Linked DNA regions of Homo sapiens: region 1 is linked to region 2. The links are chromatin contacts, found by Hi-C or POLR2A ChIA-PET in ENCODE. All regions are on one chromosome and are shown on one strand. The core of a region is the stretch at or near the end of the contact, and the rest is flanking DNA. Distances in the headings are between cores, read along the strand shown. Region 1 holds the start of KANK3 (KN motif and ankyrin repeat domains 3). Region 2 has its middle 39 kb from the start of CD320.

Region 1 (2,700 bases), core at 146-2,645, 74 kb before region 2:
AGCCAGGCATGGTGGCTCACGCCTGTAATCCCAGCACTTTGGGAGGCTGAGGTGGGCGGATCACCTGAGGTCAGGAGTTCGAGACCAGCCTGGGCAACATGGTGAAACCCTGTCTCTACTAAAAATACAAAAATTAGCTGGGCGTGGTGGTGTGCGCCTGTAATCCCAGCTACTTAGAAGGCTGAGGCAGGAGAATCGCTTGAACCCCAGGAGGCAGAGGTTGCAGTGAGCCAAGATCGCACCACTGCACTCCAGCCTGGGACAGAGCGAGACTCTGTCTAAAAAAAAATTAAATTAAATTAAAAAATAAACCAAATAAATAACTGAGTGTTTCGTTTTTGTCTTTTTGTTTTGTTGTTTTCTTTTGTTTTGAGAACTAGGTCTTGCTATGTTGCCCAGGCTGGTCTCAACTCCTGGCTCAAGCTATCCTCCCATCTATGCCTCCCTAAATACTGGATTTACAGGCGTGAGTCACTGCGCCTGCCAATAACAGAGTCTGCTTTTTTTTTTTTTTCCAGATAGTAAAAGTAGCTATTAGGTTAATACAATAGAGTGATGAGAAAAATACTAACTGGGGAGGGGCTATGTCAGGAATTTAGGGGGCAGCAACACAAAAGCTGAACCTCAGAAAGTAGGGAAGGCCGGGCGCGGTGGCTCACGCCTGTAATCCCAACACTTTGGGAGGCTGAGGCGGGCGGATCACTTGAGGTCAGGAGTTCCAGACCAGCCCGGCCAACATGGTGAAACCCCATCTCTACTAAAAATACAAATATTAGCTGGACGTGGTGGTGTGTGTCTGTAATCCCAGCTACTCGGGAGGCTGAGGCAGGAGAATTGCTTGAACCCAGGAGGCGGAGGTTGCAGTGAGTGTCACTGCACTCCAGCCTGGGACTCCGTCTCAAAAAACAAAAACAAAACAAAACAAAAAACAGTAGGGGAGCCTCAAAAAGTACCTACGTGTACAGGTGCAAGGGAAAGCATTTCAGGTAGGTGGAACAGCATGTGCAGAGGCCCTGCGGTGGGGAAGATCCGGGACCTGATACTTCACCCAGGCACTGCGAAATAAGTGCCAGTTATAGAAATCCCACCGGGTTACTCTTCTACTCATAGTTCTCCCATGGCTCCCTCGTGCCTGTGGATCAAATCCAAGCTCCTTGGCCCGGCGCTGGGCAGAGACTTGACCTCTGCTGGTGCAGAAATGCCGCCAGCCAGCGCTCGGCGACCGTCACTCCAGGGCCCGCCCTCAGTCACCACCCCTACATTCCAGGCCCCGCCTGCCTGTCCCACCCCACCGTCCCACTGGGCGGCTTGGAGAGCCTCGGGTGCTGGTTGGCTGGCGTGGCCGTCAGTTAGGGCGAAGGCCTTGATAATCAGTCCCCGGACTTCGAGGGGGCGGGCTCGGGTGCGGGCGCGGCTGGGGCTGCGGCTTCAGGTAAATTGCCAGCTTGCGGGGACACGGATGGGGGACCCCTGGGTGGGTGGATTCGGGGACGCACCGGGACCCGGCGCTGCGCTGCGTTTCCAGCCCCACTGAGGGCTCTGCCCGCTGCGACGGGGCGGGCGTCGTGTCCTCTGGCCGGGACCCCTCCCACATTGGAAGTCCCAGGTGGGTAGCGAGCAGAGTGGGGGGCTCTGGAGGCGTGGGCTTGCCCCCCTCTCGCCCTTCGGGAGCTCACTGCGGGGCTCGTTCGCTCCCTAATGCCACAACCGGCCCTGGGACCCTTTCCCGGGACGGCCTGGGGACCCCAGCCAGCCCCTCGCGCTGGGCTGGGTGTGGGAGCGTGTCACGGAAATGGTGTTTTGGGGAGGGACGCACGGCCCCCGGACCCGCAGACAATGGGTAGCGGATGGAACCGCCCGGCGGCGCTTCCTGTAGGAAACTGCTCTGTCTCTGTGCGGCTAGGACGACCTGGGGGTGGACGGGTGATGATGACTTTAACACCCACCTTCCTGCCGCCACCGGTCCCCCACCCACCCACCTCAAGAGTCTGAGAGTCCCAGCAGACATCAGGGGCTGCCAGTACTCAGGGCCTCCTGGAAGGCGCCCTCTCCCCAGGACTGGGATCCTCACTGGCCTGCCGTGGCCCCCACCACTCCGGTTTGGTGATCACAGCTCTGCGTCCCAAAATAGTCCCTGGGGCGGGAGAGGGGGCGTGTGGCGTCGGCTCTGACGGCCTAATGAGGGGGTCTCAGGCACAGAATCCGGATCTAGCTGTGACAGTCAGGGCAGGGAGCGGAGGAGAGGGAAGGCAGCTAAACGCCCCACTTAGTGAGGCCCCAGCCCCTGAAGCCGCAGAGGTGGTGGGCACCTCCGCCCCCAATCAGAGTCTGACACAGGTGTAGGCTGGGAGGGACAAGCCCCCTGAGGCTCCTTGGTGGTTCATGCCTGTTATCCCAGCACTTTGGGAGGTCAAGTAGGGCTGATCTCTTGAGGTCAGGAGTTTGAGACCAGACTGACCAACATGATGAAACCCGTCTCTACTAAAAATTCAAAAATTAGCCAGCTGTGGTGGCAAGTGCCTGTAATCCCAGCTACTCAGGATGCTGAGGCAGGAGAGTCGCTTGAACCCTGGGCTCAGAGGTTGCAGTGAGCCGAGATCCTGCCACTGCACTCCAGCCTGGGTGACAGAGACTCCGTCTCAAAAATAAAAATAAAAGAAAGCATTCAAGTGTAGTGGCCAAAGCAAGGACTCTGGAAGA
Region 2 (2,700 bases), core at 24-2,523:
GAGCTTGTGATCTGTCCTCCTCAACCTCCCAAAGTGCTGGAATTACAGGCATGAGCCACCCTGCCCCGCCAGTTTTTGTATTTTTAGCAGAGATGGGGTCTTGACATGTTGGCCAGGCTGGTCTTGAACTCCTGGGCTGAAGCGATCCACCTGCCTTAGCCTCCCAAAGTGCTGAGATTACTGGCGTGAGCCACTGTGCCTGGCATATACCCACTTTTAATCGCATGCAGATTAAGGGGCAGTTTATGTAGAAACTTTTAGGGAAGGGGGTACTAATCATTGGGGCATTGCCTGGAAAGGGGCAGTAATTCCTTGATGTTAGCATGGTAATGTGAAATTGACACGGCACACTGGCAGGCATGTCTCATCGAAAGCTGCTTCCCCCTCCCTTTTCCTTCACCTGTTTTAGCTAGTCCTCAATATGGTCTGGTGTCTGAGCCCCACCTCTGAAGTCAAATCTTATCTTCTACCTCACTAGGACTTGCCTAGGAGTTGCACTGATAGCCTAGACTGACTTTCAAATTTACTTAGAGACCCAGAGCACTTTAGCCCATGGTGGGTCGCAAAGTTTGCAGGAACTCAAATTCCACTGGGATCCATAATTTCCCTCTTGTTAGGGCTGGTTTAAATGCCCCCTCTATAGGGACCAGCCCTACAGGGCCTGTGGGTTTTTCTCCTCGTGTGTGGAGATGAGAGATCGTAGAAATAAAGACACAAGGCAAAGAGAAGGAAAGACAGCTGGGGCCTGGAGGACCACTACCACCAAGACGCAGAGACCGGTAGTGGCCCTGAATGCCTGGCTGCACTGTTATTTTTTGGATATAAGGCAAGGGGGCAGGGTAAGGAGTGTTGAGCCATCTCCAGTGATAGGTAAGGTCACGTGAGTCATGTGTCTACTGGACAGGGGGCCCTTCCCTGTTTGGTAGCCGAGGCAGAGAGAGGGGACAGCTTATGTCATTATTTCTTGGAGAGGTCAACGGCTTAATACTTTCACTTAATTCTGCTACTGTTTTCTAGAAGGCAGAGCCAGGTGTACAGGGTGGAACATGAAAGTGAAACAGGAGCGTGACCGCTGAAGCACAGCATGACAGAGGCTAGACTGTTAGGCCTCTGGATGGCTGTTGGCAGGTGGGGATGGTGGGGGCTTGACTGATGTCAGGCCTTCCACAAGAGGTGGTGGAGCAGAGTCTTCTCTAACTCCCCCAAGGAAAGGGAGACTCCCTTTCCCGGTCTGCTAAGTAACGGGTGCCTTCCCAGGCGCCGGCATTACCGCTAGACCATGGAGCCCTCTAGTGGCCCTGTCCGGGCATAACAGAGGGCTCGCACTCTTGTCTTCTGGTGTAACTATTTTTATTTTATATATATTTTTTATTTTACTGGAACAACTTGTGCCCTCAGTCTCTTGCCTCGGCACCTGGGTGGCTTGCCGCCCACACCCTCTATGGGTGGGCATCAGCTGAGTGTGGTCGGGTTTTTCTTTCTGCTCTAAAAGGACAGCGCTGGGTTCCATGCCTCACAATTGCTGCCCCCTCCCTCTCCCCAACACACAAAGGCACTCTCCACACCATGCTGCCAGGGGTGGCGGAGAGGTGGTGTCAGAGATTCAGGACTTTCAGTGTGTTTCTTCAGTGTGTCTTTCAGTGATATAAAGTTAAAACCGGGTACTGTGAGTGCTCACCTGATTTTTGGTTCTTCTTTTTTTTTTTTTTTTTTTTTTTTTTTTTTTTTTTTTTTTTTTTTTTTTTTTTCGGAGACAGAGTCTTGCTCTGTCGCCCAGGCTGGAGTGCAGTGGCGCGATCTCGGCTCACTGCAACCTCTGCCTCCCGGGTTCAAGTGATTCTCCTGCCTCAGCCTCCTGAGTAGCTGGAACTACAGGCATGAGCCACTGCTCCCGGCTGGGATTTTTGGTTCTTGGGAAAGTGCTTTTTTGTGTGTAGCTGTTAAATTGGTGTCCTTGTTGGAGGGATGGTTGGTGGAGCCTTCTATTCTGTTATCTTGTGCTGCCTTCTACATCCTGGGTTTTTGATATAGATATGTCATAGACTAATAATGGGCAGTTTTATTCTCTTTATTTCTCCTACTGATATCTTTTTTTGTTTTACGGTTTTTTTTTTTTTAATTGGCGGAATTTCACTCTTGTTGCCTGGGCTGGAATGCAATGGCGTGACCTCGCCTCACTGCAACCTCCGCCACCCAGGTTCAAGTGATTCTCCTGCCTCAGCCTCCCAAGTAGCTGGGATTACAGGCATGCGCCACCACACCCGGCTAATTTTTTTGTATTTTTAGTAGAGATGGGGTGTCTCCATGTTGGTCAGGCTGGTCTCGAACTCCCGACCTCAGGTGATCTGCCTGCCTCGGCCTCCCAAAGTGCTGGGATTAACAGGCGTGAGCCACCGCGCCCGGCCTTTTTTGATTTATTGTTAACTAGAACTCCCAGAATAATTTTGAATAAGGGTGGCGATAGCAGCTATTGTCTTATTTCTTACCTTAAGGGTTATGTACCCAACAATTAAATATGACATTAAATATAACATTTGACATGTATGATGCTTTATTTTTGTTTTTTAGTGTTGGGGCCTTCCACTATTCCTCAGGTTGGAGTGCAGTGGCAAGATCACGGCTCACTGCAGCCTTGAACTCCTGGTTCAAGTGGTCCTCCTGCCTTGAGCTCCTGAGTAGCTGGGACTACAGGCACATACC

The links. A loop is a pair of places that touch in the nucleus more often than their neighbours do. ChIA-PET counts read pairs that join two places held with the same protein, here RNA polymerase II (POLR2A). Pooled maps may share reads with other maps.
Region 1: a loop to region 2 is called in a map of naive thymus-derived CD4-positive, alpha-beta T cell, with 6 times the contacts of the local background. The contact joins the promoter of KANK3 here to the enhancer-like site in region 2. A Hi-C loop is called at or near these places in 1 of 168 maps with a recorded cell type or tissue (naive thymus-derived CD4-positive, alpha-beta T cell) and 5 of 50 pooled maps. POLR2A ChIA-PET finds 5 or more read pairs at or near these places in 8 of 52 experiments (CD8-positive, alpha-beta memory T cell, GM12878, HEK293 and 5 more).

Annotation. Positions count from the first base shown.
Region 1 is chr19:8,341,957-8,344,656 of GRCh38, reverse strand. It overlaps KANK3 (KN motif and ankyrin repeat domains 3), which reads left to right and starts at 1,395. Exons shown (of 11, transcript NM_198471.3): 1 at 1,395-1,432. RefSeq lists an enhancer at 1,161-1,952.
Region 2 is chr19:8,267,669-8,270,368 of GRCh38, reverse strand. No RefSeq gene overlaps it. Among named protein-coding and RNA genes, the nearest start is that of CD320, 39 kb to the left of the region's middle. RefSeq lists an enhancer at 1,064-1,393. Within about 2 kb of position 1,273, at least 20 of the 41 ENCODE cell types and tissues checked have a DNase peak (open chromatin) inside an H3K27ac peak, as active enhancers do; they include GM12878, where a contact is called at or near this core.